4 separate regions of the Homo sapiens genome follow, and regions 2, 3 and 4 are each linked to region 1. Evidence: chromatin contacts called from ENCODE Hi-C or POLR2A ChIA-PET data. All regions are on one chromosome and are shown on one strand. Each heading gives the region's core, a stretch centred on a gene start or an enhancer-like site at or near the end of the contact. The rest is flanking DNA. Distances are from core to core; before and after follow the strand shown. Region 1 holds the start of TSPOAP1 (TSPO associated protein 1). Region 2 overlaps VMP1 (vacuole membrane protein 1). Region 3 overlaps VMP1 (vacuole membrane protein 1). Region 4 holds the start of MSI2 (musashi RNA binding protein 2).

What was found. A loop is a pair of places that touch in the nucleus more often than their neighbours do. ChIA-PET counts read pairs that join two places held with the same protein, here RNA polymerase II (POLR2A). Pooled maps may share reads with other maps.
Region 2: a map of GM12878 shows a loop between it and region 1 (4-fold over the local background). The contact joins the enhancer-like site here to the promoter of TSPOAP1 in region 1. A Hi-C loop is called at or near these places in 2 of 168 maps with a recorded cell type or tissue (GM12878 and naive thymus-derived CD4-positive, alpha-beta T cell), 10 of 37 single-sample maps with no recorded cell type and 14 of 50 pooled maps. POLR2A ChIA-PET finds 5 or more read pairs at or near these places in 7 of 52 experiments (activated B cell, activated CD4-positive, alpha-beta T cell, activated CD4-positive, alpha-beta memory T cell and 2 more).
Region 3: a pooled map shows a loop between it and region 1 (5-fold over the local background). The contact joins the enhancer-like site here to the promoter of TSPOAP1 in region 1. A Hi-C loop is called at or near these places in 9 of 50 pooled maps. POLR2A ChIA-PET finds 5 or more read pairs at or near these places in 3 of 52 experiments (GM10248, activated CD4-positive, alpha-beta memory T cell and activated naive CD4-positive, alpha-beta T cell).
Region 4: a map of CD8-positive, alpha-beta T cell shows a loop between it and region 1 (9-fold over the local background). The contact joins the promoter of MSI2 here to the promoter of TSPOAP1 in region 1. A Hi-C loop is called at or near these places in 2 of 168 maps with a recorded cell type or tissue (CD4-positive, alpha-beta memory T cell and CD8-positive, alpha-beta T cell), 1 of 37 single-sample maps with no recorded cell type and 7 of 50 pooled maps. POLR2A ChIA-PET finds 5 or more read pairs at or near these places in 1 of 52 experiments (BJ).

The regions. Positions count from the first base shown.
Region 1 is chr17:58,327,491-58,330,173 of GRCh38, reverse strand. It overlaps TSPOAP1 (TSPO associated protein 1), which reads left to right and starts at 1,379. Exons shown (of 32, transcript NM_004758.4): 1 at 1,379-2,586. The coding sequence starts at 2,254. TSPOAP1-AS1 (TSPOAP1, SUPT4H1 and RNF43 antisense RNA 1) reads right to left here. Exons shown (of 5, transcript NR_038410.1): 2 at 2,053-2,124. RefSeq lists enhancers at 557-636, 737-906, 1,437-1,506, 2,377-2,536 and a silencer at 2,217-2,326.
Region 2 is chr17:59,836,414-59,839,096 of GRCh38, reverse strand. It overlaps VMP1 (vacuole membrane protein 1), which reads right to left. Exons shown (of 12, transcript NM_030938.5): 11 at 700-802. Among named protein-coding and RNA genes, the nearest start is that of MIR21, 3.5 kb to the left of the region's middle. RefSeq lists enhancers at 248-977, 483-1,682, 1-1,846, 1,428-1,887. Within about 2 kb of position 1,341, at least 31 of the 41 ENCODE cell types and tissues checked have a DNase peak (open chromatin) inside an H3K27ac peak, as active enhancers do; they include GM12878, where a contact is called at or near this core.
Region 3 is chr17:59,785,232-59,787,914 of GRCh38, reverse strand. All of the region lies in intron 7 of VMP1 (vacuole membrane protein 1), which reads right to left. Among named protein-coding and RNA genes, the nearest start is that of MIR21, 55 kb to the left of the region's middle. RefSeq lists an enhancer at 995-1,474. Within about 2 kb of position 1,299, at least 30 of the 41 ENCODE cell types and tissues checked have a DNase peak (open chromatin) inside an H3K27ac peak, as active enhancers do.
Region 4 is chr17:57,255,273-57,257,955 of GRCh38, reverse strand. It overlaps MSI2 (musashi RNA binding protein 2), which reads right to left and starts at 1,433. Exons shown (of 14, transcript NM_138962.4): 1 at 1,152-1,433; 2 at 818-858; 3 at 409-490. The coding sequence starts at 1,213. LOC101927510 (a long non-coding RNA gene) reads left to right here and starts at 960. Exons shown (of 3, transcript XR_007065860.1): 1 at 960-1,014. RefSeq lists a silencer at 1,249-1,878.

The sequences.
Region 1 (2,683 bases), core at 130-2,629:
GGTGATATATATATATAAATCAAACCATGTCATTATGCATATTTACATGACGATATGAGCATGTCATATATTGTGTAATCAATTACTACATTGTGCCATATAGTAGCATCCATATCTATATATATCATGATGTGTTGTAATTTATAAACTCATGCAATGATAGCCTCCCATGCACATAACAGCACACACATAGACACAGTGGCAAACAAACATAGATGCAATGACACAGAAACATACATACAGATACACCCAATGTGTTTTTGTTACGTTTTATTATGTGACTCATAGACACATAATAGCACACACATATATACACACAATGGCCCCTTCACATATACAGAAATAGATAATGTCTATTCTATAGATGCATACTATACACACGCATGCGCATAATGGCATGCATATATACTCTGACCTAAACAGCAACACATCATGCAGTGGCGTGCGTGTTGACCTACACACTGCTTTAGGGAAGTGAAGATGTCCACTCCTCCCCATGCACCCCCTACCTCCAGTTCCATTGGCTCTTGCCTGGGTGGAGCCCACAGTCAGGGGCTCTAGGGTTCAGTATCACCGCTGCTATTCTGTGGGGGTGCCACACGAGGGCCCCCGACCTTGGCTGAAACTGGCTTGCCTAATGAGTCCCGGGTTCAGAGTGGAGAGGGGCTGCCTCTCGGGGCTTCTCCCAACACCCCTGGCTCTGGGGACTCTGTCTAGACCCCTGCCACTGCATATAGACTGACTCCTGGCTGAGGGGATTCTCACGTCCTTGTCCCCCAAATTATTTAGCAACAAGATCTAAGGCTAGACAGAAGATGAACTTCCAGGCAATTCGGGACAAAGCCAACCCAACAGGCCATGTGGGCTTCCCTGGTGGCCTGGGACAGCCAGGTTGCCCCCCAAGTGCAATCTGCCAGGAGGAAGCAGAAGGAATTCTCCGTCTATTTCTACCTGTCTCTTTGCTTGTCTTCCCGGTTTCTTTCTCTTGGTTTCTGTCTCTCTCTTTGTTTCATCTCAAGTCCCATCTTTTCTAGTTCTGCCCTTCTCTGTGGCTGGATCTCTGTCATACCCTCCCCCGTTCTGTCTCTATCAGTCTCACCCGATGTAGGGAGGACCATCTGCACCCCACTCGCCTCTGTACTCCGGAAGGTGTGAGAATGTGTGAAGATGAGGGTGGGAGGCCACATGTGGGAGCCCTGGGCTGACATGCCGTGAGAAACCTGCTCTTCCTTCTGTCCCCGACCCTGTCAGCCGGTTCAGCCCACCAGTCCAGCGCCATCACCATGGAAACCAGCAGCCGACTTCCTATTGGTGGGTGGGAGGGGAGGAGGAGGAGGAGGAGGGGAGGGCTGGCTCTTCCCGGCTCACCCCCCCACCCAATTCTGAGGCTCAGCCCTCCTCGGAGCCCACCATCTCGAGGCTCCTGGACTGTAAGGGACCCCTGCAGTCCCCAGAGCAGAGGCCAGCAGGGGCTGAGACTATGAGGCAAGCAGCCCATCGACCCAGGCCTCCTTAGGACCAGCCCAGCCACCCAGCAAGCGAAAGAGCAGCAGCAGAGAGCAGAGCCGGAGATAAAGGACCACAGCGGACCACTGGGGATCACCCCCAGCAGCTCCTGAAGCCTCTGGCCGGGCTGAGGGGTTGCGACAGACGGCCAGACCCACAGACACTGACAGACACACAACGACACCGATGCACACAGCTGCACGACACTGACACACTCAGATACAACCAGGGACAGCATCACATACTGCCACAGCCCTGCAATACAGACACCCACACACACACACACAAACAACTGGCAACTCTGAAATGGGCAGACAGTGACACACAGCACCACCCCCCTCAACACACAGAAGTGGGGGCACCCATCTTCCCAACACATGAGACAGCATTGACCTGCACGGACAGACCTGGAGACACACACACGCACCCTCACCCAGGCGCAGCTGTCGGTGGCCTCTGCACATCCTCCCTACCCCCACAGGGACACCCTCGCTCCTCCACATACTCGCGCACACACACAGCTACCAGCAAACATAGCTCACATACCCCTGGCTCCAGCTCCAGCAGCCCTGGCGCCTTCTGCAGCCTCCTTTGTGGGTGGGGAAGAGCTCAGCCAACCTTGGATGGAGCGTCGGTGAAGCAAGAGCTCAGAGGGGAGAGGGGCTGGCCTGGCATGACCCTCGCCAGTCCCCCCACCTGGCTGGGTGATGTCCCCCGGCCCGGGTTCTGGGGCCCCTTGGCAGTACCATGGAGCAACTGACAACCCTCCCACGGCCTGGGGACCCTGGAGCCATGGAGCCATGGGCACTGCCCACCTGGCATAGCTGGACTCCAGGTCGAGGGGGTGAACCTAGCAGTGCAGCCCCAAGCATCGCTGATACTCCTCCGGCAGCTCTGCAGCTTCAAGAACTGAGGTCTGAGGAGAGTTCCAAGCCCAAAGGAGACGGGAGCTCCAGGCCCGTGGGGGGAACTGACCCTGAAGGAGCAGAGGCTTGTCTGCCCAGCCTGGGCCAGCAAGCATCCAGCTCTGGACCCGCCTGCCAGAGGCCAGAGGATGAGGAAGTGGAGGCTTTCCTGAAGGTAAGGGATCTGTGGAGGGCTGGGGTCTGCAAGGTGGGGGTCTCTCACCATGTCCTCCAGCCTGGCCAGGAGGTGAGGCGAGGTATGCATCCCCAAT
Region 2 (2,683 bases), core at 92-2,591, 1.5 Mb before region 1:
CTTGAACCCGGGAGGCGGAGGTTGCAGTGAGCCAAGATCGCGCCATTGCACTCCAACTTGGGCAACGAGAGCGAAATTCTGTCTCAAAAAAACCCCAAAGAACAAAAAACGAACCAAACAAAACAAAACAAAAAAAACCTGTGCTTCCCTCGAGTTTCCCATTTCAGGTTATTGTTTACTCATCCTCTTCTAGTCATTTCCCTTTGCCTCAGAATCGTTTACAGAAAAGACAGTCTAAGTTTTAAAGTTCAGCTATGGTAAGAGCCTTGGTTTATTAAAAAATTATCATTTTCCCATGGGTGAAAAGAAAAATAGAGTGAAAATCAAAAGGAGATATTCAAGTCACCTCAGTAAGTCTAATACTTTGTTATGCTGTAAGTTTTAACTTTTTAATCCACTTGGGAAGTATATCTACCAATACATCATTTAAGATCAAGGCAACAACTCATTCTATGTAACAGAACCATTACTTTCCATTGGCTCTACCCTTGTTTTTAGGAGAAGATGTACAGAAGTTACACTTTCTAGTCTAAGACAAAGACAAATTTCCCAGTAGAGCATACACAGACGCTCAACTTCTGTCAAGGAACACTGGCAAACCAACTTCACTTATTTGCCTAAAAATGTGAGTGAGAGCTGTGAATGTAATTTCAGCCCGAAACTTCCCAGAGGGGAGAAGAAACCGGATTAAAGTCTTACCTGTGGTGTGCCCATTTCGCTTTTGTGGTGAAGCTTCTGCCGTTGAGCCTCCAGGTACTCCTGAAATGGCTTCTGCAGAGATGGACCTATGCCGGGGACAGCACTGGAAGCAGGGTACAGTAGCCCAAAGAAAAAGACACATTTGGGAAGAAAAGCAGGAAAAACGTTAAAGAAAATGTACTTACCACCTGGACTCAAAAGGCAGGGATTGGATAGGAAGAGGAATAAAATATAAAAATCAGAGAACTGCTGAAATTCTGTGACCCCTTTTTAGTTAAAAAAAAAAAAAAAAAAAAAGAAAATTTACTCCATCTAACAACCCCTTAAAAACCAAAATCTCTCCCACCAACATGTCTGGGAGAAACCAAGAGCTGTAAATCAGAAACCGCTTCCAGCAAAAGAGTTAGTCCTCAGAGTAAGGTCAGCTCAGCTGATACTGTACTCTGGTATGGCACAAAGAATAAAATGAATGACTTCTCAGAAGTCCCACATTTATCACCACTAGTTCCTGTAAGAACTGGTTTGAACCAATTAATAAGGAAATGACTTATGCTTGTGTCATCCCTAGTTAAAAAAGAAACTGCCCGCCCTCTCTCTGACTTGTCCCCTCTTCTCAGAGGGGGCGGTCTTTCTCAATCTAAGTCCTTATTAGGACAATCTGTGCGTCATCCTTATCCAAAAAGAATGCATTAGCAAACTTGGGAGGCACCTCCCACTAGTCAGAAGTCAGTGATTAACAAAGGAACAAAGAAGGAACTATGAACTTTGAATCCTTTCATGGTTTATGGTAGACAGTTTGCACAGAAACTCCAGTACATTAGTAACAGCTTGTTCTGAGATGATTGGGATAGTGATCTTTGATAAATTTATGTACTCGGAGCTCCTTCTTACCCAGAATACATGGAGGCAGTGCTGTTAAACCGGTTTGGCAACTGTAGCTAACAGGCTCCTGTTTTAGACATGCTTGCAGGCGTTTTTAAAAACGGTAGCTTGGGGCAACTTAGAAAAATCAAACATCTCTATTTTCTGTACCTTTTAGTTTCTTACCTGTTACATAGGGCTAAGGAGGTAAATAAGTTCAAACTCTTTCTTAGAGCCAGCCAAAGAGATTCCGATATGTACTTGCAACACTGCCTAATGCTTGTCCTATTAAGTACACTGACTCAAATTCACTTCACTTCACTTTTTTTTTTTTGAGACAGAGTCTCACTCTGTCCCCCAGGCTGGAGTGCAATGGCCTGATCTCGGCTCACTGCAACCTCTACCTCCAGGGTTCAAGTGATTCTCCTGCCTCAGCCTCCCAAGTAGCTGGGATTACAGGCGCTTGTCACCATGCCTGGCTATTTTTTTTTGTATTTTTAGTAGAGATGGGGTTTCACCATCTTTGCCAGGCTGGTCTTGAACTCCTGACCTCGTGATCCCCCTTCCTCGGCCTCCCAAAGTGCTGGGATTACAGGTGTGAGCCACCGCGACTGGCCTTCACTTCTTTTCTAGAACAATTCCTTGCTGCTTTTTATAACAAAAAGCAGGAATAGAAGAGTTTTTGCTATTATATTTTATCAGATGCTAACATATCCCTAACTTCTGGCTGATTCTTTTCTTTAATCCTTTTTATCTATCAGTCACCAAATACTTAATTGATTCCTTTTGCTGGGAAAAAAGCCAAAAAAAAAAAAAACCAAACTGCCCACAAGGAACTTAAAATCATTTATGGGGATTTGGATTCAAAACATAGGCAGATGCGCACACATGTGTGCGCACACACACACACGAACTGATCTGTGAACAAAATAATTTACAATTCAATATTAAAGTTTTTGGTACAGAAGATATATACCGAAGGAATTGGAGGGAGAAAAGAGAGATCAGTGAGGGGTGAAGTTGTTAAAAAGGTCCTCTAGGCCATGTGTGGTGGCTCACGCTTGTAATCCCAGCACTTTGGGAGGCCAAGATGGGAGGATGGCTTGAGCCCAGGAGTTCAATA
Region 3 (2,683 bases), core at 50-2,549, 1.5 Mb before region 1:
TACAAAAGTGTAAGCCGAATAAAAGAAATTTTTAGGAGGTCGAGTTTAAAAGTTTTCACTAAATTAATTAATTAACTAATTAATTAATTATTTTTGAGACAAAGTTCACTCTGTCACCCAGGCTGGAGTGTAGTGGCACGATCTCGGCTCACTGCATCCTCTGCCTCCCTGGTTCAAGCAATTCTCTTGCCTCAGCCTCCTGAGTAGCAGGATTACAGGCACCTGCCACCATGCCCCACTAATTTTTGTATTTTTAGTAGAGATGGGGTTTCACCATGTTGGCCAAGCTGGTCTCAAACTCCTGACCTCAGGTGATCCACCCGCCTCAGCCTCCCAAAATGCTGGGATTACAGTCGTGAGCCATTGTGCCCAGCCTAAATTTATTTTTTAGATAAGTAAGTCTAGCTAAAGGTGACAAGGCTAAATACAGAAATGCGCATGTAAAAAGAAATGCACTTGGGAATGTATGTTGAGAAGACAAGTTTCCCACTGGCCATTCATTTAACAGCTTGCATCACATTGCAACTATCTTTCCTTGTTGATAATATGGGAATGAGTTAAAGAAATAGAAGAAATTAAAAGGGAGAAAGATTAAAGTCTGCGAGTGAGGTGGCAAAAGAGTTCAAAATAAAGTAAATGCTTCTAGAGAAAGCAAGTAAAAGGGGGCACGAAGAATTCCACTATAAATCATGCTAAGTGTGCTTAGACATCACAACTCCAGAATTACTCTAAGTGCTACCTTTTCTTGATGAACAAAGTGCAAGTAAGTGACCTTTGGTACCGACACCTAACTGTGCGAATAGTCAAAATATCCTGTAACAGAATCCATCAAGACCACTTAAAATTGCTTAATTTTGATGGTACTTTGTGATAAAATCATGAGCCAACTGTGAAAGACTATCTACCAGGCCCGCCTTTTCAAAAACTAAACATTATTGGGTGTGGTTGGTTGATTATGAAAAGAGAAACTACACTAATTCTTGGTAGTTTTGACAACGCCTTTAATGATAAAGAAGTGTGTTTAACATGTGTCTCTCATGTTCACTATGGTAAAGTTGATCAGTTTAACTCTTTGCAAACAAGCAAGAGATCCTGCAAGCAGGAAGCTTTTCTGTGGAACTCCTGACGCAACACAAACCATAACAGTTACTGCAAAGCTTAATGCAAACCCTCTAGAGTCCACGCTGACAAATTCTTTAACAAGCCCTGTGGTTACAGGGAAGCTGGTTTCACTGTGACTCACTCCTGCTCAAACAGTTTACTGGAAATGAAGGGGAGGGGGAATTTTCAGAGAAGTCATGTGATGGCCAGACAAACCACAACCAGTAAAGGTTCATCAGAGTCAAAAACAGGTCCCAGCAACAACTGACACCCAGAGTCTTCAAATGGTACTAAAGTGTATGAAAATGTGTCCTGTTTAGTTTCAGATCATCTACACCATAAACTCTTTCATGAATCTGTGTATGTAAAGGAAAAACTTCACAGCAGGAAAAACCAGCAGGCATTGACATGGTGTAGGCAACTGCAACCGCACACACTTCATAGGAAAATGTGCTTAAAAGAGAATAGCATTAGTGGAATGCCAAAGCACTTTCGTGAGTATTTAAATAATCTTATCAATTCCTTTCCCATAGTCTTTAAACTCAAATGATCAAACACATATTCTATCATTATCAAAAGAATCCTTCACTTTGACCCTATAGTTTGAAAAGGGATGTTCGCTAGATAAATGTCTATTTTGTTTTACTGCATTAAAAAAAAGGCATTGGCCATAAGAATGAGAACTACCATTACAACTAATAAACTGTTTTTTGGTTTTATATTTTCACTAGTAAAATAATGTAAATAACTCAAAACTTCTGAATAGGACAAAGATCCTATTAAGCTAAAAAATAAGATTTTTTTCAGCCTTAAATTTAATAGAAATTAGTAAGGTAAAAGATACTAGTATTAAAACTTAATTTGGGGATTTAGCTTCAACATACAGAGTAGGTAGCAATTATTGATTATTAATTACATTAATTACTATAGTCCTAAATAGAACCTAAAAATGTTCCCTTAAAAAAAGATTAAATTCAGAAACTATAAAATAGCCTTTGAGGAAATATTCAACCTAAAATGGTCGGCAGACTCATGAACGATACTCAACAGAAAGACAAGCTAATTGATATGAAAATAGAGGAAAAAAACTGATATTCTTTTTTATCTTTTTTTTTTTTTTTTTTGAGATGGAATCTCACTCTGTCACCTAGGCTGGAGTGCAGTGGTGTGATCTCAGCTCACTGCAACCTCTGCCTCTCGGGTTCAAGCGATTCTCGTTCCTCAGCCTCCCAAGTAGCTGGGATTACACATGCCTGCCATCATGCCCAGCTAATTTTTGTATTTTTAGTACAAAAAATTTTGTATTTTTACAAGGTTTCACCATGTTGGTCAGGCTGGTCTTTAGCCCCTGACCTCAAATGATCCACCTGCCTTGGCCTCCCAAAGTGCTGGGATTACAGGCATGAGTCATCATGCCAGGCCCCGATATTCTTTGAAAAGGTGAAGTTTTAAGACTTTTACATTTCTGATTTAATTTTAAATTTCCTATTCTGATAGCAATAATAAGAAGTAGGAAATTTCACATAGTCAGCAACCTAACACTGTGAGAAAGAATCCAAGTAGCAGGTCATTAAAACAGATG
Region 4 (2,683 bases), core at 184-2,683, 1.1 Mb after region 1:
GAAGAAAGCCCGGCACTTAGAAGAGATTTACCACCATCTTTCTAAGAGGGATCTTAAGAGTTTGGGGAGCTGGGAGTGTGGGGGAAACACACATTAAGATCAAAAGAAAAAAAAAAACTATGCGAAAGTAAATGAAGCTGAATGTCATTTTAAACAGAGAAAAAGAAGCGACGGGAAAATGACTTAAAAGCAGAGAGATGGGTATCTCTGTATCCAGAGTTCAGCTCCAATTAACAATAACCTCTGGGGTTACTAGGGGGCGGTGGGGGTGGTATAGAGCGCCGTTCGAGATCAGCCACGCGCCTGAGCCCCATTCTAATCCGCTTAGCTACTTCCGAAGACACCTCCAAAAATAAAACTTAAACTTTGTTCTAAAATAAAGACAAAATCCAGAAGGGAATGGTTTACCTGGAGCGTTTCGTAGTGGGATCTCTCATGACCATACATTCTCTAATTTCTCCAAATTTGCTAAAATAGTCTCTAAGGCTATCTGTAGAGAGAGAAAGAGAGAGATGGGGGGGGGAGAGAAGGTGTGGAAAAAAAAAGCAATGCAAATTTTGATCAAGGACAAAATCCAAAAGTAGTTTTCTGTTGTTATTCTGTTTTGTTTTTGCATTTTTTGCACACGCGGGGGAAATTCGGCAACAGAGGTCGCATAGAGGGCTCAGAAAGGATTTGCTATTTAAAAAAAATAACCTTGCACAGGAGAAGTGGGGAGCCAATGGCGGGGGGGGGGGGGCTCCTACACCGGGATAACAAAGAGCAATAAAGAAGCCAAGAAGGGGGGGACCCAGGCGTCCCCCCCTCCCTCCCTTACCTGGTGAGGTCTGCCAGCTCAGTCCACCGATAAACATTTTACTAGAGGGAGAAAACATAACAGAAGTGAGCACCGATGTCAGATCGGCCATTTTGACGTGTAACTTACAAAAGCTAAAAGGAAAGCGGGGGGGAGCGAGCGAGCGAGAGCCGGGAGGTGGGGTGGGGGAGAAGGTGACGGCGAAATGCAATCCAAAGGTGTGTAACTTCCACGGGGGGGGCGCGCGGGAGAGGCGGGGGGGCGCGGGAGATGCCCGGCTCCGCGCACCGCCGTCCCCGCCGCTGCAAGGAGAGCGAGCCCAAGGCGGCGCGGTGGGCAGCGGCTGGAAACTTACCCGGGGTCGTGCTGGGAGTCGTTGGCGCTGCCCGAGGTGCCTTGGCTCCCATTTGCCTCCATATCTGAGCCCCCCCGCCCCCCCACCCCCAAAAAACCAAGCCCCACAGCGATCGGAGCGGAGCGGCGGCCGGCTCCGAGCCCCGAGATCTCCGCTCCCTCCTCCCCCTCCTCCTCCCCCCCGCCCGGGCTCCTCCGAATCTCTCTGCGAGCGGCGGAGCCGGGGCAGCGGCGAGAGCCGTCACACGTGGGCTCGGCTTAGCTCAGCCCCGCTGCCTCGCACACCCCCCCGTCCCCGCCCCCCCGGCCCATCCCCACCTCTCCCCCTCCTCCTCCCCACCCCCATCTCCTCCTCCTCCTCCCCCTCCTCCCCGGCGCACGTGGGGCGGAGTTCTAGAACGTCGTGTAACCAATGCCGGTGACGTCACGCACCCCCGTGCGGCCCCCGCCTGCCCGCGCGCGCACACTCGGCCCCCCACGGCCGGACCCACAAGGGTGGCGCGCGAACCCCGCGGGCGGAGGGGACCCCGCCTCCGGGCCGGCAGGGCGCAGGGCGAGGGGGAGCGCACCCCGACTTCCCTGGATCACATGGGCTGCGGGGGGCGGGTGGATCGGGGGAGGGGAGGCGCGGGGAGCTTGCTGCGGCTCCTCACCCGGACCTGGGAGAAGACGCCCCCCACCCTCTCTAGTTCGCCCTCTCCATTCAAGTTTGCCGGCCCCTGCCGCCGAGATCCGGGAATGGCACCAGCCGCCCGCCCTCCGCTGTGCCCTGTTTCCAGCCACCGCTCAGAAATTTAGGTCAAGGACGTCGGGAGCAAACCCACACCCTGGCGCTCCTTTGGCGGCCCCCGAGACGCCCCAGGATCGGGGGGCTTCAGGATGGCGGAGACCCTCCTGCACAAACACCAGCCACAAGTTTTATTTTCCTTTTGCGCTGGAAGTTCTCTCTGGCTCTGGCTCCACACCGGCACGTCTTGCGCGGTTCCCCGCCCTTCCCCAGTAGAGGTACCAATCCGTGCCCGGGAAAGGTTATTTTGGAACTTTGAGAAACTGACGCGATTCCAGTGGCGAGAAAGTGCCGAAGAAAGGGTTTCCGCGTTAATCATACAGTGTTTTAAAAATGTAATAAGATAGGTTATAGGAGTCAAGGTCACATGATTGAGGTTCAAAGCAAATGTTTGTATATAACGAGAAGTACTTTTGGGGTGTCTCTGGGATGGATGGGAAGGGTGGTTATTTCAGGAAACCCCTGTGTAATCCGTTCGTTATATATTTTATTTCTCACCCAGCCTTTGTATGCCAGGATAGTAAAGTGCATGATACTGAAATAGCCCAAGACCCCTCACGACCTGCAGAGGTAGCTAGGGTGGCAGAAGGCTTCAGAATCACTCCCACCTTAGCAGCAGTAGTATTGTGCAGCACGGGTTCTGGCATACAGTAGGTGCTTAATAAATGCGGTTTCATACCTTCATGCACTGAAAACTCCAAAAAGACAATGTCTGTAGCCTTCCAAAGGCATCGCATGAAAGTTTC